Linked DNA regions of Homo sapiens: region 2 is linked to region 1. Evidence: read pairs that join two places in POLR2A ChIA-PET (ENCODE). Cell type or tissue: Panc1. All regions are shown on one strand. Each heading gives the region's core, and the rest is flanking DNA. Links, peaks and the distances in the headings are about the cores only.

What was found. Peaks named below come from ENCODE experiments on the same cell type or tissue, not always from the same donor. Only the 100,000 strongest peaks of a DNase experiment are listed, where the experiment ranks them.
Region 2: POLR2A ChIA-PET joins it to region 1 with 12 read pairs; 3 of 35 experiments call an interaction of 5 or more read pairs at or near these places.

Annotation. Positions count from the first base shown.
Region 1 is chr2:232,535,671-232,546,245 of GRCh38, reverse strand. CHRNG (cholinergic receptor nicotinic gamma subunit) reads right to left here and starts at 6,554. Exons shown (of 12, transcript NM_005199.5): 1 at 6,444-6,554; 2 at 6,115-6,254; 3 at 5,821-5,865; 4 at 5,535-5,644; 5 at 4,717-4,872; 6 at 3,726-3,823; 7 at 3,164-3,364; 8 at 2,857-2,971; 9 at 2,547-2,661; 10 at 1,666-1,879; 11 at 1,344-1,474; 12 at 1-703. The coding sequence starts at 6,498. The coding sequence ends at 530. It overlaps TIGD1 (tigger transposable element derived 1), which reads left to right. Exons shown (of 1, transcript NM_145702.4): 1 at 1-2,363. It overlaps CHRND (cholinergic receptor nicotinic delta subunit), which reads right to left. Exons shown (of 12, transcript NM_000751.3): 12 at 9,582-10,575. RefSeq lists enhancers at 4,673-4,732, 10,562-10,575. In Panc1, for the core only: no CTCF peak of the experiment used is centred there; no DNase peak of the experiment used is centred there.
Region 2 is chr2:231,969,414-231,979,988 of GRCh38, reverse strand. The region is part of intron 1 of DIS3L2 (DIS3 like 3'-5' exoribonuclease 2); the gene reads right to left. Among named protein-coding and RNA genes, the nearest start is that of DIS3L2, 13 kb to the right of the region's middle. In Panc1, for the core only: no CTCF peak of the experiment used is centred there; no DNase peak of the experiment used is centred there.

The DNA.
Region 1 (10,575 bases), core at 442-8,441:
AGGCCACTGGGGCTGTTGAGAATTGGGTGCTTATTGTACCCAGAAGGCACGGGGGGGAGATGCCAGCTGGTATGGGCTGCTGCCCTGCTTTGGAGAGAGCATCGGCTGCTACTCTTCACACCTCTTGTGACTGCCCTCTTTCAGGGAGAACTTGTAAAAGGGGAGCCAGTCCCAAGTCCGAAGGTATTATACAAAACAGTCCTTCGGGCTTCAGACTGATGGGAATGAATAATGCTTTGCCTAAGTGAGGGGAGTGCACTGAGTGGAGGGGTGGCTGGTGCCAGGATGAGCTAGCCAATCCCACGTGTGTGCTGACTGCAGCAGGACACTAGCCACGGCCCACCCCCAACCACTCTCGGACTCCAGCTCAGACTGTTTCCCCAGCTTTTCTCAGGGCTGTTTGGCTCACACAGTCCTGAAGGGCACTTCCCAAAGAGCACACTTAGGACCTCAGTAGGAGAACGTGGCTGATAAGACTCAGTGTGACCCACGTGTGTGACTCCCACATGCCCCACAGTGGTTGGTTGGCTCAGTCTGGTGAGGGCAGGTAGGGGCGTGGATCTCCAGGGAATGGCAGGGCCGGCACCCGGTTGTAGTGGGCCATGAGGAAGATGCCAGCTGTGCCACAGATGAAGAGCGAGAGCATGGCCAGGAAGCAGACGCGGTCCAGCACTCGGCCCACCAGGAACCACTCCTCATTCCCCTGAGGGTGGGAGGCAGGTGTGGGATAACCAGCGGCGGCACCAGGTCTTCCCTGGGTCCTGTTCTCATCCTTGGGCTTCCAGCAGGCCCATGTCTCCATTTCCTGGGGCCCTTCTTACCTATGTCCGGGTCCCAACTGGTGGCTAATTCCATGGCCCCCTGGCCCTGAGGTGCCCCCCCTGCCCCTGTTCCTTTTTCTTTCTTTCTTTCCTTTTTTTTTTTTTTGAGACGGAGTCTCACGTCTCACTCTTTCACCCAGGCCAGAGTGCAGTGGTGCGATCTTGGCTTGGCTCACTGCAACCTCCGCCTCCCAGGTTCAAGCAATTCTCCTGCCTCAGCCTCCTGAGTAGCTGGGAATACAGGTGCCCGCCACCACACCCAGCTAATTTTTGGTATTTTTGGTATTTTTGGTAGAGATAGGGTTTTGCCATGTTGGCCAGGCTGGTCTCAAACTCCTGACCTCAGGTGATCCACTCGCCTCGGCCTCCCAAAGTACTGGGATTACAGGTGTGACCCACTGCACCCGGCCTCATGTTTTTCCATCCCACTGCCCTATCTTGGCAACCCCACTCATCCTGTCTCTATCACGGTTCCAAGCCCAGGTACTCACTCCACCTCCACCCCACCCTGACTCAGCTTACATTGTCAAAGTGACTCTGCTGGTGCCGGGCACAGGCAATGAGGTTGCAGGCTTCCACACAGGCCTGGATGGCTGGGGCAGCCTGCTTCAGGCTGCCACAGAACTGGCTCAGCCCTAACTCCGGGCCTTTCTCTGATAAAGAGAAAGGGTAAGGTTTGGGAGTAGAATGGAGGAGAAACAGGCAGAGAAGATGGCCTCTCCTTAGGGACCCCAGCTCCTCTCTCCCTGACCTGGGCACTTCTCCAGCACTCATCTGCTGTGCCTGGCTCCCCAGCTGGGGTCCCAGGGGAGGACTGTCCCCAGGCACACCTGGTGTGTCTCACCTAGCTTCTCCAGCGCTGCCGCCACCAGCCCTTGCCGCTGCCACTGCTGGAAGAGGAGTTCACTGCGAGGCAGGCAGAGGGCCACCTCCTCCCCAGTTGTGATCGACCATCCCGAGGAGCCATTCTGTAGCCGGGACTGGGTGTCCTGCACAGCTGCCGGGGCCAGCGGGCGAACGTGCATCCTCAGCAGCTGGGGCAAGAGCCTCAGGAACACCTAGAGAGGGGGTGGCTTCACTAGGGCAGCAGGCCGAGCTTCAGAGCAGAAGCCAGAGGTTGGCGTGAAGGGCTTGTGCTGCTAGGGACCATGGAGGCAGCATACCGGGGCAGTGACGTGGCCTTGGTAAAGCTTTCTATACTGGACACGAGCCTGGGTCCCCAAACTTCAGTGCACATCAGAATCACCAGGGCACTTGTTATAAACACAGATTCCTGCCCCCAGCCCTCATGCTATTCTGGCCTAGAATGCCTGGGACAGGCCTGGGAATCTGCATGTGCAACAAGGGCCCAAGCTGAAGGCTGCAGGTGGGCTACAGATCACACAGACTGGAATCAGACTGCCCTGGCAGACTCCTGCTTTTTCGACTTTGTAGTGCACTTCCTTGGGCAGGTTACTTAACCTCTCTGCGCCTCAACGTCCTCATCTGTAATTGGAGGTGATATGGGTTTTATGAAGATGAAATACATTAACATTTGTAATATCCCGGGCACCTAGGAAGCAATTTCATTCCTGTATTACTGTAATCGATTTTGGTCCATGCGTCCAGATACGCCCAGGATGGGTGTGCTGTGGAATGCCACAGGTGAGTACTGCCGGGGCGTGCGAGAGGGAGGCGTAGGGGAGTGGGCAGCGGGATGTTGAAGTGGGCAGGGAGGGTCCTTGCCTTGCGGACCCCTCGGGCCATGGAGTGTGTGTGTGGAGACCGCAAGGAGACATTGAGCACAACCACAGCATTCACGACAATGAGGATGGTCACCACCAGGAGGAAGGTCAGGTACCTGTCAGGGTGGGGTGGGCAGGAGCTGGCAGCCCATACCATGATGCCACCCCCACGCTTAGTGGCTGCCCCCCCTCAGGCCTCCTGAATTGAGGATGGGGGGGGTGGATGGAGGGCAAGAGGGCAATGCAGGAGGCCATCATGCTCCCAAGAAGGGAGAGTGGCATAGGCGGGTGGACATGAAGACCAGCCTTACTTGCTGATGAGTGGCACCGCCTGGGAGGTTTCAGGCACCTTCTTGGCCACAAGGAAGAGGAAGACAGTCTGGGCCAGGAGCACGTTGATGGCGACGGTACACTTCTGGCCCCCAGCTATCCATGACCGAGAGGCTCTCAGAGCAGGTTCCTACCTCCCCCACCCACAGAGGAACCCCTTACCCCAGAAGTAGCCCGCTGCCTCTGTCCTGGGTCGTAATGCCACTCTGTTCCCCAGGCAGGGCCCACCCCGGCCTCCCAGGTGTCCCCTGTGCTACTGGATGGCTCCTTCCCATAGGCTCCAGGTACCCTTGGCAGGAAGGAAGTGGATGAGGATGGCGACAGAGGAGATGAGCACACAGGGGGCGATGATGTTGATGACGTAGAAGAGGGGCTTGCGCTGGATGAGCAGGTAGAACACCACCTTCTGGTGGCCTGCTTCCTGGGCTGGCGCCGCTGGGTCCAGGAGCATCTTGGCTGGTCGGTGCTGGATGGCCCACTCCCCATTCTCTGCGGGCAGGCAGGCAGGCAGGAGTGGGCACAAGAAGCGTGAGCTAGGCAGATCCCTGCAGCCGAGTGACCCAGCTGCAAGGGCAGCATGTGCCCTAAGGAGCACCAGCAGGGGAGGCACCCTTGAGGGACAGAAGTGGGGTGGGAGATTGGATGCTCGAGCCTCTTCTAAAATTGGAGACATTATCATGAGGAAAGTCAGAGCTTTGTTGGACGTTTTAAAAAGCATATTTTATGGTTTGCTGTAGTTTTCATTTTGAGTTACATGGGAGGGATTTGACCTTGGTCCAGCCTTGACCACAGCTGGGTCCAGCAGGAGCCCTGGATGAGGCTGCCTGGGGAGCCCTTGGGTGGGGGTTACCTGTGAAGGCCTCAGGGTCAATGAAAATCCACTCGATGGTCTGGCCATCTTCCTGACTCAGCTGCAGATCAATCTCATTGGTGCTGTAAGTCTGGGACCTGGGAGTCACCGAGGAAAGAGGCTAAATGTGAGCGGGTGGACCTGCCACGACTGCATGGGGATGACCTTCTGGGGACAAGTGTGGGCAGCTTTTCTTCAACAAAATGCAGCCCCACGCTTCTGAGTTCTCTATAAAACCCCACTGGCGAGATATGGAGAGCAGGAGGACCTAGGGCTCTTTGGGGTCAGGAAGATGGAGTTGAAGGCCCAGGAGGCTGCAGGGCCCTCACCTGGCTGATGGGCCCAGGGTCACTCTGCATTTGTCTCTCCCACTGCTGTCTGGCAGGAGGGGCTGATGATGGCAATGTAGAAAACACATGCCTACCTCAGGAGGACCCCCGTGTCTACAGAGGGGAGTCTCCCTGCCAGGTTTGCTCATGGAAAGACTGCTCCTCTAAGGTACAGGAGAACCCTCCCCCGGGCCCTCCTCCCCACACTTAGGTTTGAGGAAACAGACCCAGAGACCCCCAGGGGTGGCTTGGTTGCATACATGCTTCCGCTGGATTCCCTGCCAGGGCCCCTCTCTCACAGGACAGCCCTGCCTCCCTGTGGGCCTGGAGTGTGCAGTGGTTTCGTGTGTGCGCAGACACGCATCTTGTGTGCATGTGTGCCTTCTCACCCACGCACCCCAGGCGTGAATGTCTCCCCTTGGAGCACAGGTGAGGAAACTGAGGCAGTAAAGGATGAGTGAGGGGACTCGGGCTTAGCAGGGAGAGCTTGGGCACCTTCAGGTGTCTTAGCCTGAGATGGGCACAGAGGCCCAGGGGAGATGGAGCCAGGCCTCTAGGTGCTGCCAGAGCCAAGGCCAGAAGCCTTGCCCAGGCCTTACCCCACCACTGCCCAGGCCCCTCTGAGAGCAGCTCTCTTAATCCTCCCCAATAAATGGCCTCACTGGAAGATAAGGGAGCAGTTCTGCCAGTCGAAGGGGAAGTAGGTGACTGAGATAGAGCAGGCGGAACGGAAGATGGCAGGCGGCAGCCAGTAGATACAGCCGTCAGGGGACACGAGCACATTGCAGTAGAGGGCCACCTCGAAGACACCGTCCACGCTGTATGCACAGAACAGGCCAGGCCACGAGGCTGTGGGCTCAGCCCCCGACACCCCAGCCCCAGACCAGCCCCTGTGCCCCATGTGGATAGGGGCCTGGGGACACCAGTCCCTACCAGCCTGTCACCCCCTGACTGGTTCCCACCCGGACCACTAGGTCCCCCCAGCAATCCTCCTGCCACCCCCCGCCCCAGACAGACTTCCTCAGGCACCACCTCCTAATTTCTGCTTATCTTACTCTCTCTTGTTTTAATCATAATAATAATAATAATAATAATAGTCATAATAGCGACTAATGTGTTAAGCCCACACCATGTGCCAGCCCCCGAGTGATGCACTTTTCATGCCTGTCTTGTTGACTCTCGCCAGCTTCTATAGGACCCGTCAGCGGCCCCATGTTACAGGGAAGGGAGCAGCCCACCCAGGTGGCCCAGCCCAGAGGAGATGGAGCCTGGCGTAGGGTCTGCTCTGCTGGCCCTGGGGTCAGAGGGCATACCCAGGGCCCTGCCCTCGGCACCTGCTCCATCCAGTTCTTCCCTAGCCCCACAGGTGCCCGATTTGCACCCTCTGCTCATCTTTCTCTTTTCCCAGAGTGCCTTGTTCTGCTGGGCCCAGACCCTGTGTCCTTTGTCCCCCACACCCCTGCCTGCACCCCCTCCTCACTTGTTCTCCAGCACGATATCCGGCCGCCACACCATGGTGGACGGCACCCTCAGCACCCACAGGCCTTCGTAGTCTCGCGGATCCCAGCGCAGGCGATAGTCGCACCACTGCTGCAGGGGGAGGGGCAGTTGCTAGGCCTCTGCCCTCTGCTGCACCACAGCCCTAGGAGTGGGCATCCAGCCCAAGAGGACAGAAGAGGCAGGAACGGGGCAGGCAACTCTCAGGAGGCCTTGGGGTGGTGGGGTGGGACCCCTGATGGAAGGAGGGTGGCAGGGTGGCCTCTTACCATCTCTATCCAGACATTGGTGGTGAGGGCTTCCTCTCGCTCGTTCTGGGGGTGCAAGGGTGTAGTATGGAGGGCTCAGCCCCCGACTTCAGTGCCAGTCCCCACAGGCCACCAATGGGGCCAAGCATCCCCCAGCCTCTTGATAGTACTCCCCCCACAACCATGGGGGTTTTCCAGACCCCAGCCTGTCCGATTTAGGGCCCTCCAACCTCTTGGTGGCTGGAGCCACCCCATGCTATCCCCAGCAGGTCCCAGGGCGTGGTGCGCTGACCCCTCCTCCGTCCTGCGGCTTACCAGGGAGATGAGGTTGGTGAGGGTTAGCTTCAGGCTGACATTGACCACATCCGAGTCTCGTTCCGCGGGCCGCAGGTTGGGGTCGTAGTTTTGCATCAGGTCTGCGAGCAGGCGCTCCTCCTGGTTCCGGCCCTGGGCCCCTGCAATAGACAGGCGTGAGCCTAGCAGGAGCTTGGAGGTGGAAAGAGCGGGGAGGCCCTGGGGGTGTGAAGTGGGGACTCAGGGAACTGGGTCCAGGGCAGGCCCCAATACCCCTCAGACCCTCCATCCCCTGAGGCTGTGGACCCCAGCTCTGGGACTCCCCAGGCTGAGATTCCTTTGTGTCCCACCCAGGCAGACAGCCAGCAGCAGCAGGAGGAGCAGCGGCCCCTGGCCCCCATGCATGGTGCCTCAGCTCTCTGCAGTGACAGGGGTGGGACAACAGCTCCAAGGTCTGGGGCAGAGAGAGATGGGCTCTGGGTGTCATATAACAGCCTACACTCCCACCCCAGCCAGCCCAGCCAGCCCGGCCAGCCTGGCCCAGCCCCACCAGCTGTCTGACCACAGCGTTGTCAGCTGTTCCAGGATGGACACAATGCTGGGCTCAGGTTACCTGGGCTGGAGAGGGGAGACAGGGGCCCCGTCTGCCCCAAAAGAGACATCCACCTTCCAGCCCCAACTCGGGCTCAGTTGTCCCAGCCTCACCTCCATGTTCCACATGGGGGGCAAGGACAGCCAGGGCCAGCTGGGTGTGGTAGGGAAGGCAGGTCGCCGAGGAACCTGACAGCGGCTCCAGAGAGGGCTGAGGTGGACTGCCTCCTACTCCCTCCAGGGAGTCAGGATTTGGGTGGGTGTGAAGGCTGTTGGGTAGGCATGTGAGGGTTTTTGTGTTTGTTTGTTTGTTTGTTTTTTGCTGGAGTGCAGTGGTGCGATCTTGGCTCACTACAACCTCCACCTTGATTCTTCTACTTCAGCCTTCTGAGTAGCTGGGACTACTGGCATGCGCCAACACGCCTGGCTAATTTTTCTTCTTCTTCTTCTTTTTTCTTTTTTGTATTTTTAGTAGAGACGGGGTTTCACCATGTTGGCCAGGCCAGTCTTGGAACTCCTGAACTCAAGTGATCCACCCATCTTGGCCTGCCACTGGGCATCCCCCTCACTGGGCATCCCCCTCACTCGGCCTCCCCCTCACTCGGCATCCCCCTCACTCAGCATCCCTCTCCCTGAACTTCCCCCTCGCTGACCTTCCCCCTCACTGGGCTTCCCTTTCCCTGAGCTTCCTCCTCCCAGAGCTTCCCCCTCCCTGAGCTTCTCCCTCCCTAAGCTTCCCCCTCACTGGGCTTCCCTTTCCCTGAGCTTCCTCCTCTCTGAGCTTCCTCCTCCCTGAGCTTCCCCCTTCCTGAGCTTCCCCCTCCCTGGGCATCCCCCCCACTGAGCTTCTCTCTGTGTGGCCCACTTTTCCTGGAATTTACAAAGCCCTCGTTTCCTTCTCACTTCTGAGAGCCTTGCCTTTCCATTTTGCCCTCTGGTCCCCCTAGATGCAGTTTTCTTATCCTCTTTTGCAGACCAGTTTCTCTCCACCTCTTTACTCTCCTCCATGCCCACATTTTACCAAATTCAATGGCCTCCATGATCAGGAAGCACTGCCAAACAGTGGACCACCTGTCCCTGCATCCCCTACCCTCCACCCTCCTGTTTTCTCCCTTTCTCTGCTCTGGGAGAGATGGCCTAGAAGCCTTCTTGGTGTTCTCCGAAGGGTAAATCATCAATGAGGAATGGAAGTTTCTTGCAGGGGTTACGTGTGCAGGGACAGGACCCATTCAGAGAAAATCATCTGTAGAATTGTCTAACACTACTTCTCCTTTGCCACCCTCTGTTATAATGGCTGGTAGAGCAAGATACTCATTTCCTAGTCTCCCTTCAGATAGGCTAGCCATGTGATGTTTTGACCTGCGGGATGTCTACTGGAGCTTTATGGAAAAGTTGTTTTTTTTTTTTTCTTTGAGTTGGAGTTTCACTCTTGTCGCCAAGGCTGGAGTACAATGACTTGATCTCGGCTCACTGCAACCTCTGCCTCCTGGGTTCAAGCGATTCTCTTGCCTCAGCCGCCTGAGTAGCTGGGATTACAGGCGGGCGCCACCAAGCCCATCTAATTTTTGTATTTTTAGTAGAGAGGGGGTTTCACCATGTTCGTCAGGCTGGTCTTGAACTCTTGACCTTAGGTGATCCAGCCGCCTCAGCCTCCCAAAGTGCTGTGATTACAGGCGTGAGCCACTGTGCCCGGCCTATGGAAAAGTTTTGCTTCTTGATGAAAGGGGTCAGAAATGGCTGGCCCTTTTCTGCCTGAACATAGGTGCTAAGTGTGCAGCTGTGGCTGTCAGCTCACAAACTGGGGCCAACAGGTCTGAGGACAGAAGCCAACTTGCCATGGAGGCAGGGCTGGGCAGATGGCAAAATGCCTGGGTCCCTGATAGCTTTGTTAGACAGCCGAGCCAACATGATCACCTCCGCCTCCCTATTATTACTATGTGAGAAAAAGGAAACCTTATGTGTTTAAGCTACAATTCCTTCAGCTTTCTGTTCCTTGCAGGCCAGTGTATTACTGATTCACTGTCCATTGAAAGAGAGAGGGTAGCCCTGTTGGTCTGGAGAGAGTAAGGAACACTCTCTGGCTTCCCGGAAAGCTGTGCCTGTGAGCATGGCTTCCTGGGGACAGAAGATGGAGTTCTATGTCAGTCAGAGTGGACCAGTCCTGACAGCACCACCGTGCTGGGGGAGTGGGTGCCTCTGGTGGAAACTGTGGTGACCCTGGGAGCCTGTGCAGGAGGCACCCCCCCGGTTTTGTGTGACATTTTGGGGTTGTCTTCTCTGGAAGTCCACAGCCACTTGAGCAGGGCCTAATAGAACTGAGGACTCACCTGGTGGTTGAACCAAGACCTGCTGCCAGCAGCGCCACCATGAGGCAGAGAGAAGCAAAGACTGTGGCTGAGGGCCCTAGACTCTCTGTGCACAAGACGGACCCTCCCTGAGTTGATGGGCTATTCCTGGGGAAGTCTCAGATTTCCTGCTCACCTGACAGGTGTGAGAACAAACTGGCTTTCCTATTTAGACAGGACAATTAAAGATTTGTACCTTGAATTTTGTGAATAGTTCATGCTGGAAGGCAGAAGTTACTAGGGTCAGTTTTGGTTTTAAATGGTTTTTCTTTTTCCTTGGTTACATCTAAACATTAAAAATCTCACCTTCTGTATATCTGAGTTAATGAGGTCACCAATTCCCCCCTGAGGGAAATGGGTTAAATCACCACCCATTAAATGTGCAGGTCACATGAAAATGCTCCTACTAGAAATTCAATTTTCACAACACCCCATGACTAGGACTTACTAGACACACATTTTGCAGATTAGAAGATGGAAGGTGAGGAGTGAGATGAGGAGCAGCTCACTCAAGGTCACATTGCTGGTGTAACAAATGACACCAAAACGTTGTCACTTAAAACAACACACATTTATTATCTCACACAGTTTCTGGGGGTCAGGAATCCAGGAGTCACTTAGCTGGTGGTTCTGGCTTAGGGACTTTCATGGGGCTGCACATAAGATGTCTACTGGGCTGTGATCTCATCCGAAGGCCCTACTGGGGCAGAGGATCCACTTCCACATTCACTCACGTGGCTGTTGGCAGGAGGCCTTAGTTCCTTGCCATGTGGGCCTCTCCATAGGGCTCCTTAACATGCCAGCTGGCTTCCCCAAAGTGAGAGATCCAACTGATGTGAGAATGAGGGCTAATGAGCAAGAAAGAGGCCATAGTGTCTTTCCTAACCAAATCTGGGAAGTGAGGTACCATCACTTCTGCCTCATTCTATTGGTTACCCAGACCCACCCTGGTACAGAGTGAGGGGACTGCACAAGGGTGTGAATACTGGGCATCACTGGGGCCATCTTGGAGGTGGACCACCATACAAACAGACCCTTGTCTCCCAATTCCTGCAGCCTTGGCCTTTGGCCCTCAGGATAAGATTGAGTGGAGGCTGCCTTTGGGATAGGGTTGCTAGATTTAGCAAATAAAAATAGGGGACAAATTTCAGAGAAACAACGAATGATTTTTTAGAATATGTATGCCCCAAATAATGCATGACAACCCTAATTTGGAGAGGAGTAGGTGCTGGGGGGCAGGGACCCTTTGGGGAGAGGTGCTGCGTTCTGGTCCTCTAGGATTGTGTGTGCAACCTCAGGCTGACCCCAAGTCTTTGTGGATGTCGATCCTGACCTTTCCACTCCAGTCCTCAACTTCCCAAAGGGACCTAGGCAGAGAGGTCAAGGCAGAAAGAGCTAGGAAAGGATACTCTGGGGTCTGGAGGGAGGGAGGTGTCCTCAACCTCAGTCCCAGGTGAGGCCTCAGAAGCCTGAGGTTGAAGGGTAGGTAGGAAGAGGGAGGCTGGAGGGGCCAGAGAGTGAAGGCGCAGATTCCTGCCTGCTCTAC
Region 2 (10,575 bases), core at 1,788-9,787, 570 kb after region 1:
AAATTATTTTAAAAGTATTTCAAATCACTAGGAGAGAGAACCACTCAAATGGTAATAGCACACCTGGCTATCTGTTTGAAGAAAAGTTAGATTCTTACTACACATAAAAAATAGGCCGGGCGCAGTGGCTCACGACTGTAATCCCAGCACTTTGGGAGGCCGAGGTGGGTGGATCACAAGGTCAGGAGATTGAGACCATCCTGGCCAACATGGTGAAACTCCATCTCTTCTAAAAATACAAAAAGTAGCTGGGTGTGGTGGCAGGTGCCTGTAATCCCAGCTACTCAGGAGGCTGAGGCAGGAGAATCGCTTGAACCCAGGAGGCAGAGGTTGCAGTGAGCCGAGATCACACCACTGCACTCCAGCCTGGCAATAGGGCAAGTCTCTGTCACAAAATAAATAAATAAATAAATACCTGACTCCGTCCCTAAATAAATAAATAAATAACCTTCAGGCCTGGCACAGTGGCCTTGGGAGGCCAAGGCAGGTGGACTGCTTGAGCCCAAGAATTCAAGACCAGCCTGGGCAACATGGTGAAACCCCATCTCTACAAAAAATACAAAAATTAGCCGGGCATGGTGGTGAATGCCTGTAGACCTAGCTACTCGGGAGGCTGAGATGGGAGGGGATCACCTGAGCCCAGGAGGTCAAGGCTGCAGTGAGCTGAGATCATGCTACTACACTCCAGCCTGGGTGACAGAGTGAGACCCTGTTTCAAAATAAAAAAATAAATTAAATAAAAATAAATAAATAAAATAAACTGTAGGTGGCTTAAAGTGCTAAATGTTGGAAGTAAAATTATAAATACAGTAAGAACATAGGAAAAATAGCTTAAAACCTAGGAGTAAAGAAAGTCTTCTTAGTTAAGACGCAAAATACAGATGTCATAATGATGAAGTCTCAAATTTTAAAAATCAAAAACTTCTGTAAGCCAAAAGGAATCATAAAGACAAATCAATTGACTAGGAGAAAATATTTCTAACACATAGGAGTCCAAGGATTAATATACAGAATATGTAAAGACCTACAATCAATATGAAAGAAGCAACTCCATTAAAACAAAATTGAAATTTTAAATGTAAAAACAGGTAAAAGAAATATTCTAATTTAATTGTATGTAAAGGAGACATTCTAATTTAATTGGTCAGTGTTTGCACACAGGTGTGAATATTCTTAAAGCTCCCCTCCCCTGGTGATTCTTATACACAAGGTAAAGAAGCACTGGGCCACACCTATTTGAGGAGCAGGAGGTGTCTCAGCCTGCCCAAGGCGAGGTAAAAGAGGAAAAAGCTAACACCCCCTTGAAGAGCTCCTCTGCAATGGGTTCCAGAGTGAGGATGGTGGAGTGCATGGAGACAGAATGCCTTAAAGGAGACTGGTTTCTTTTTATCCACTAGGAAATCATTCTCTTTTACTTCCACAAGACCGAAACATATAAATCATATTCTCTGAGATGAATAAGGAAAATTACTACAAAATAAACTTATACGTCTATGTGGAAGCAGCCCACGATTATTTGCAAAATCTGACCAAAACAAACACATTTGACGCTATGGGAAAAAAGCAAATCACATAAAAATATCTGCACTGTGATTCCATTTGATTAGTGTCAAAAACATGTAAAATTAAACCACAGTTTAGGGATACAAACTATGTGGTTCAAGTATAAAGAAAACACAAAATTCAGATTACCTCAGAAAGGAGAAAGGCACGGAGATCTTCAATGGCAACGATAATTTTGTTTTCTTAATCTGGTGGTTGTGTACATTGGGTATTCATTGTCCTGCTATTCTATATACCTTACACATATTTTGCATACATTACTTTGTAACTTTTCAATTACCAACAAATAAGACTATAGAATGCATATAAAAACATACATAGTCTTTTAATTCTAGACTCAATCTTTTCCACTGAAAATCTGCCAGGTTCTATCATGTCCTTCTATCACCTTCTAGGAGTTAACAAAAACCTCGATTTTCATCTTTTCTTCTGAAGTTGTATCACAAGGAGACTCATGGAGGTAGGGCAGGGATACAAGAAAGGGCAATGGATCTTCTGATCAAACACAAACCACTGACAATCACTTCAGACCAGAACTCAAGAATAAAAACAAAAAACATGTGTAACACAATTAAAAGCACTGCAAGAAGAATGAGACAATTTTAACAGCTAGATAGTTTTCCATTAATTATTTTCTAACTGATCAAAATTCCATGAAACCCATTTGAAATCTCAGCTTTCAATTCCTTTGAGATACAAATATTACACTGAGTCCAATTGAGTATTTGCAGTGTCAGAGCAAATTCTACATGTGGTGGGTAGTTTTGAGTTCAAGGACAGTGTCACATGTATTCCTTCCTACTGGCCAGAAGTTTCGAAGTCCCCGAGAATCAGGCCTGGGCTCTGCCCACAATACTATAATCTGAGTGTTCCTTTCATTAGCACAGTACAAGATCACACAATGACCCTTAAGCTGAGGCAGGATCCTGGATGCCTGAGGAAGTGGGATACTCTTTGGGTATGGTAAAAGCCAAAGGCTGAGACAATCAATAAATTAATTAGCATGAAGTATGCTGACTTCTTTGGAAGGAATTTTATGAACACAGGATTTAAGACTTCTTATACAATAAACAATACAATCACAAGTGCTAATAAAGTAGAACTAAGGGTGCTACAGCATGAAAATGTTATCAATCAATCAATAAACCTCTGAATTAATTATATATAAGATTGTACAGACAGACGGTCCTCAACTTATGATGGTTCAACTTACAATTTTTCAACTTTACAATGGTGCAAAAGCTATATTCATTCAGTAAAATTGTACTTCAAGGACCCCATGACCAGTTTTTCACTTTCAGTGCAGTATTTAATAAGTTACATGAGGTATTCAACACTTTATTATAAAAAAGACTTTGTGTGGCCGGGCGCGGTGGCTCACACCCGTAATCCCAGGCGTGGGAGGCTGAGGCGGGCGGATCACGAGGTCAGGAGATAGAGACCATCCTGGCTAACATGGTGAAACCCCATCTCTACTAAAAATACAAAAAATTAGCTGGGCGTGGTGGCGGGCACCTGCTGTCCCAGCTACTCGGGAGGCTGAGGCGGGAGAATGGCATCAACCCGGGAGGCGGAGCCTGCAGTGAGCCAAGATCGCGCCACTGTACTCCAGCCTGGGCAACAGAGCGAGACTCTGTCTCAAAAAAAAAAAAAAAAAAAAGGCTTCGTGTTAAATGATTTTGCCAAACTTTAGGCTAACATAAGTGTTCTGAACACATTTAAGGTAAGCTAAGCTAAGCTATGATGTTCAGTAGGTGTATTACAATCATTTTCAATTTGTAATTTTTTTTTTTTTTTGAGAGAGGGTCTCGCTTTGTTACCCAGGCTGGAGTACAGGGGTGAGATTTCAGCTCACTACAACCTCCACCTCCCAGGCTCCAGTGATCCTCCCACCACAGCCCCCCAAGTAGCTGGGACTATAGGCACGCACCACCATATACCCAGCTAATTTTTTGTATTTTTGGTAGAAACAGGTTTCACGTTACCGAGGTTGGTCTCGAACTCCTGAGCTCAAGCAATCTGCCCGCCTCAGCCTCCCAAAGTGTTAGGATTACAGGCGTGAGCTACCGTGCCTGGCCCAATCTATGACATTTTCAACTTATGATGGGTTTATTGGAATGCAACGCCATCAGAAGTCAAGAAGGATCTGTATTAGGGAATTAAAGGAAATTTTAAAAGATACCTTCCCTGGATCAGAAGCATACAGTAGTTAAATAGAAAAGAGTTGTAATGTACACTATAGGGGTGATGGGTACACTAAAAGCCAACACTTCGCCACTATGCAATTCATCCATGTAAAGAAAGCCTCTTGTACCCCTAAAACTATTGAAATAAAAACTGAAATAAATACTCCACAATTCAATCCAACCTCCCTTCTCATCTGCTTTCCATATTCACATTTACTTCTTAAACAGGGGTGTGTGTGTGTGTATGTGTGTGTATGTCTAAGAGAGAAAGAGGAGAGAAAAAGAGAGTAAGAGAGAGAGAGAAGAAGAAGGAGGACTGGGAATGAGAACATAGAAATAAGTGAGAATAAAGAACAGGAAAGTAATAGTTATTAGAATTGTATTCCAGAAAAGCATTACCTCCAGGGCCTCTAAGGGAGCTTTCTTTCTCTAACCACATCCCTCTCCTCACTCCCTCAAGCTTGCAAGACTGCTCTTCCTTCTTCTAACTTCTGGTCCTTCATCCCTCATCTTTTTTTTTTTTTTTTTTTTTTTTGAGGCGGAGTCTCGCTCTGTCGCCCAGGCTGCAGTGCAGTGGCGCAATCTCAGCTCACTGCAAGCTCTGCGTCCTGGGTTCACGCCATTCTCCTGTCTCAGCCTCCCAAGTAGCTGGGACTACAGGTGCCTGCCACCACGCCTGGCTAACTTTTTTGCATTTTTTTAGTAGAGATGGAGTTTCACCATGTTAGCCAGGATGGTCTCAATCTCCGGACCTCGTGATCCGCCTGTCTCAGCCTCCCAAAGTGCTGGGATTACAGGCGTGAGCCATGGTGCCCGGCCCATCCCTCATCTTTTTTTTAACCTCTCAGTTGAGCAACCCCATTTCTGCTTTCCCTTCCCTGGATTCTTAGCCTCAAAGAGATATAATATATAATAATAATATTGGAAAGAAATTATAGAATCCTGTTCCAACTGCCTCAGAGTCCAGAGCTCTTCATGCTAGTGACCTCATTATTTTGCACAGAGTCCCCTGAAGGGCCTGGTCAGAGGTTTCCTACATTCTTTTAGCTTGGCACTCTGGCATGGGCATAGTCCAGGGACACATTCCAATTTCCTAAAGCTGAAAAGTCCCATCTGAGATTCTAAGATCTTTACTAAAACTAACCTTAATTGAATGCCGTTCAAAAGTGTAAACAGTAGATAAACCAGTTCAACTCTATACCCAAGTATTTGTTAAATTATGGTGAGACAAACGATAAAACTACTCATTTTTCAATAATTATTGTATTGTATTGAAGACTTTCCTTTATAAAAGGAAAGCAACCAAACGGATACAATAGTCTGAAGGGCATATATGTTTTCTAAATAAATAACATTAGTAATTACTTCTCTGAATACTATATCACTTTACTGTATTTTTAAGAGATGATTTGTTTATTCTATTAGCCTAAGAGATCAGAAGATTATAATACATCCTTTTATCACTTATAATTTGAATAGCTTTATGTTCTGATAGCATTTACAATCAAGAAATATAAGCATTATTGATTCTAACATCTCCAAATCCCAGCATTTCTAAGTAAATAAATACATATACCTTACATGTTTGAGGAGACAGCTATGTAAAAAAATTTTTTTAAAAAAGAATTGTATTCCATATGTTCAAGAAGCTAAAGACTGGCTATGTTAAGAGACCTGGGATATTAAAAAAAAAAAAAAAGATCCAAATTAAACTTCTAGAGATAAAAACCATGTCAACTGAGATGAAAAATACACTGAATGGGACAACAGATTAGACACCACAGAAAAAAAAAATTAGGAACTTCAAGATGTAGCAAGAGAAATTATCCAAAATGAAACAAAGAAGGAAAAAAGACTGAAAAAAAAATTGACAGCTGAGACCTTGAGGCTATTCCAGCCAGTCTGCTGCCAGGGACCCATGTTTTTGCTCCACTACTTAGAGCCTCCTGCCTTCCCCTAGGGAGGTGTCCTTCTGCTCCAGCTTCCCTCCCCTGTCCCTTTTTGGCCCCTATGTGCTCCTCTTTTACTTAGACTTGTGCACACAGAGACAAGCACACCCCCTTGTCCCCCACTTCACCAATTTCTGGTGGCTGAAATCCACCCTCACAGACTTCAAAGGAAGATATTCTTGAGATAATGAAAAGTAACATCTTTGCATATGAAAGGAAAAAGGTTAAAGTATATATATATATTTTTTTAACTGTATTAGGAACATGGGAAGCTTTTTAAAAACAAGGTTTTATTTACTGTAGAGATGAATGCAAGTCAGAACCAGTATCTCTTAGTCTACTTAATTAAAACCAGCTCATACATCCCTTAGGGGTTTATTATTAATTATTATTATTGTGGTTGTTGTTATAGTTGTTGTAATTATTAGTTGGGGTTTCTTTTGTTTTTCTTCACAGTTCTCCACATTAAACTCACAATATTGTGGGGAAAAGCCATAACTAAACTCTATGCTGCAGTGAGATATAGGAGTAATCAGCTCCCAGTAACATATGTAGCCCGAGTTGCAGCTTGTAATAATCACCAATGATTTAAAGCTTTTGGCTGGGTGTGGTGGCTCACACCTGTAATCCCAACACTTTGGGAGGTCTACGCAGGAGGATCCCTTGAGCTGAAGGAGTTCAAAACCAGCCTGGGCAACACAGTGAGACCCTGTCTCTATAAAAATAAAATTATATTTTAATGTAAATAAATAAAGCTTTATTTAGCCTTGATCTCTACCCTCATAGTCAGGTCTTCCCATATTTTATTACTGAAGTGGGAAAATGTATTATTTGTTTGTTGTTTTGCTTCTGTCCCAATATTAAACTATGAAATTTGTGATTTGTTTAAGTTCTGGGTGAATCACAGCTTTATCTGTATGTCCAGCTCATTTGTTTCTATGTATTTTGTTTGATTCTCTCTTTCTTTCAAGGCTTCTACAAAAATATATACGTGTGTGTGTGTGTGTATAAACATGTAAATATATACATACGGATCTTCTGAAAAGTGTGTTAAGTTCGTTCAAGTAATAGATAACTTTAATAGCCTTATATGGCAAAAAGGAATTGAATTTGCAGTTAAAAACTTTTCTACAAAGAAAACTTGAGACCAGATGGATTCACTGGTAAATTCCACTGAACATTTAAGGAAACTATACCAGTTCTATGCAAACTGTTCCAGAAAACCGAAGAAAAGGAACATTTTCCAATTCATTCAAGGTTTCCAGCGTTACCCTGATATCAAAAACAAAGATATTACAAAACACAGTTCAAACCAGTATCATTCATAAACAGAAATGCAAATTTTTTAAACCAGATTTTAGGAAATCAATTGCAACAATATATAAATAGAATAAGAATATGGCAGAATCAAGTGGGGTTTATCCCAGGAATGAAAGGTTACTTTTAGGACCAGGCATGGTGGTGCACACCTGTAATCCCAGCACTTTGAGAGGCCGAGGTGGGCAGATCACCTGAGCTCAGGAGTTTGAGACCAGCTTGGGCAACATGGTAAAACCTCATCTCTACTAAAAACAGAAAAATTAGCCAGGCCTGGTGGCACACACCTGTAGTTCCAGCTACTCGGGAGGCTGAGGCAGGAGAATCGCTTGAACCCAGGAGGCAAAGGTTGCAGTGAGCTGAGATTGCACCACTGCACTCCAGCCTGGGTGACAGAGCAAGATTCCATCTCAAAAAGAAAAAAGAAAGGTTACTTTTAATACAGTCATGCATTCCATAACGACATTTCAGTCAATGACAGACATATATGCTATGGCAGTCCCATAAGATTATAGGGAAGCTGAAAAATTCCTAACACCTGGTGACAGTACAGCCATCCCAACAGTGTAGCACAACCCACTAGTCATGTGTTTGTGTTGATGCTGGTGTAAACGAGTCTACTGTGGTGCCAGTCTCATATAAAAGTATGGCAGATACAATTACATACAGTATGCAATACTTGATAATAAGTGGCTATGTTACTGCTTTATGTATTTACCATACTTTTATCATTATTTTAGAGTATACTCCTATTTTTTATTTTTATTTATTTTTTATTTTTTTATTTTTTGAGACCGAGTCTCGCTCTGTAGCCAAGCTGGGGTGCAGTGGCGCGATCTCGGCTCACTGCAACCTCCGCCTCCCAGGTTCAAGCAATTCTCCTGCCACAGCCTCCTGAGTAGCTGGGATTACAGGTGCACACCACCACGCCCTGCTAATTTTTGTATTCCTAGTAGAGACAGGGTTTCACCATGTTGGCCAGGATGGTCTCAATCTCTTGACCTTGTGATCCATCCGCCTCGGCCTCCCAAAGTGCTGGGATTACAGGCGTGAGCCACCGTGCCTGGCCACTCCTACTTATTTAAAAAAGATGGGCCGGGCGTGGTGGCTCACACCTGTAATCCCAGCACTTTGGGAGGCGGAGGCAGGCAGATCACGAGGTCTGGAGTTTGAGACCATCCTGGGCCAACACGGTGAAACCCCGTCTCTACTAAAAATACAAAAACTGGGCAGGGTGCGGTGGCTCACGCCTGTAATCCCAGCACTTTGGGAGGCCAAGGCAGGCGGATCACAAGGTCAGGAGATCGAGACCATCCTGGCTAACACGGTGAAACCCGTCTCTACTAAAAATACACAAAATTAGCCAGGGGTGGTGGCGGGCGCCTGTAGTCCCAGCTACTCAGGAGGCTGAGGCAGGAGAATGGCGTGAACCTGGGAGGCGGAGCTTGCAGTGAGCCGAGATGGCGCCACTGCACTCCAGCCTGGGCGAGAGTGCGAGACTCCGTTCAAAAAACAAACAAACAAACAATGAGCTGGGCGTGGTGGCACACACCTGTAGTCCCAGCTACTCGGGAGGCTAAAGCAGGAGAATCACTTGAACCCGGGAGGCAGAGGTTGCAGGCAGAAGTTGCAGTGAGCCAGATCGCGCCACTGCACTCCAGCCTGGCGAAAGACTGAGACTCTGTCTCAAAAAAAAAAAAATGACAAAATAAACTGTACACCAAACCCCGACAACACACAATTTACCCATGTAACAAACCTGTACACGCACCTCCAAACCTAAAGTACAATTTGGAAATCAAATAAGTAATTTAACTGTAAAATGTTAACTATAAAACAGCCTCAAGCAGGTCCCTCAGGAGGTATCCAGAAGAAGGCACTGTTACTGGAGATGACAGCTCCATGCATGTACTGCCCCTGAAGACTTTTCAGCAGGACAAGATGTCAAGGTGGAAGAGAGTGATACTGATGAACCTGACTCTATGTAGGCCTAGGCTAACGTGTGTGTTTGTGTCTTAGTTTTTAACAAAAAATTTTAAAAAGTAATAAATAGAAAAAAGTTTATAGAATAAGGACATAGAGTATTTTTGTACAGCTGTACAATGTGTTTGTGTTTTAAGCTAAGTATTATTATAAGAATCAAAATATAAAAAATTAAAGTTTATAAAGTAAAAAAAGTCACAGTAAGCTAAGGTTAATTTATTATTGAAGAAAGAAAAAATGTTTTCTATAAATTCAGTATAGCTTAAGTGTACTGTGTTTGTAAAGTCGACAGTAGTGCACAGTAATGTCCTCGGCCTTCACACTCATTCACCACTCACTCACTGACTCACCCGAGCAACTTCCAAGCCTGCAACTTCCATTCATGGTCAATGCCCTATACAGGTGTACCATTTTTTTATCTTTTATATTGTATTTTTACTGTACCTTTTCTATGTATAGATACATCTAGATACATAAATACTTAGCATTCTATTACAATTGCCTATGGTATTAAATGCAGTCACATGCTGTACAGTTTTGTAGCCTAAGCGCCACAGGCTTTACCATATAGCCTAGGTGTGTAGTAGGCTACAACATCTAGATTTGTGAAAGTACACTCTATGAGGTTTGCACAACAAAATTACCTAACAATGCATTTCTCAGAATGCATCTCCATTGTTAGGCAACAAATGGCTGTATTTGAAAATCGATGCGATATTTCACCATATTAACAAATGAAAAGTGGCTGGGTGCAGTGGCTCACACCTGTAATCCCAACACTTTAAGAGGTGACAGTGGGAGGACTGCTTGTGCTCAGGAGTTCAAGGCCAGCCTCGACCACATAACAAGACCTCATCTCTACTAAAAAACAAACAAACAAAAAAAAATCAGCCAGGTGTAGTATGTGGTCCCAGCTACTTGGGAGGCTAAGGTAGGAGGACTGCTTGAGCCCCAGAGGTCAAGGCTACTGTGAACCACAGTCATGCCACTGCAGTCCAGCCTGGAAAACAGAGCAAGACCCTGTCTCGAAAAAAAAAAATCATATGATCATCACAGTAGATTCAGAAAAAGCACTTAACAAAACCCAATGTTCACTCTCGAAAAAAAAAAAAATCTCAGTAAACTAGAAATAGAAGAAAACTTCTCCAGTGATAAAATGCATATACAAATGGTGAAAGACTAAATGCTTTCTCCCTAAGAGAAGAAACAAGACAAGTAATCTGCTCTCACCATCTCTATTTAACATTGTTACTTGGGGATTGCAGCCAGTGCAATAAGAAAAAGAAATAAAAGCCTGGAAAGGAAGAATTAAAACTGTATTCACAGATGACATAATCTTTACATAGAAAATCCAATGGAATCTATTAAAAAGCTCTAGGACGCCAGGCGCAGTGGTTCACGCCTGTAATCCCAGCACTTTGGGAGGCTGAGGCGGACAGATCATTTGAGATCAGGAGTTTGACGCTGGCCTGGCCAACATGGTGAAACCCCGTCTCGACTGAAAATACAAAAATTAGCCGGGCGTGGTGGCACACACCTGTAATCCCAGCTACTCAGGAGGCTGAGGCAGAAGAATT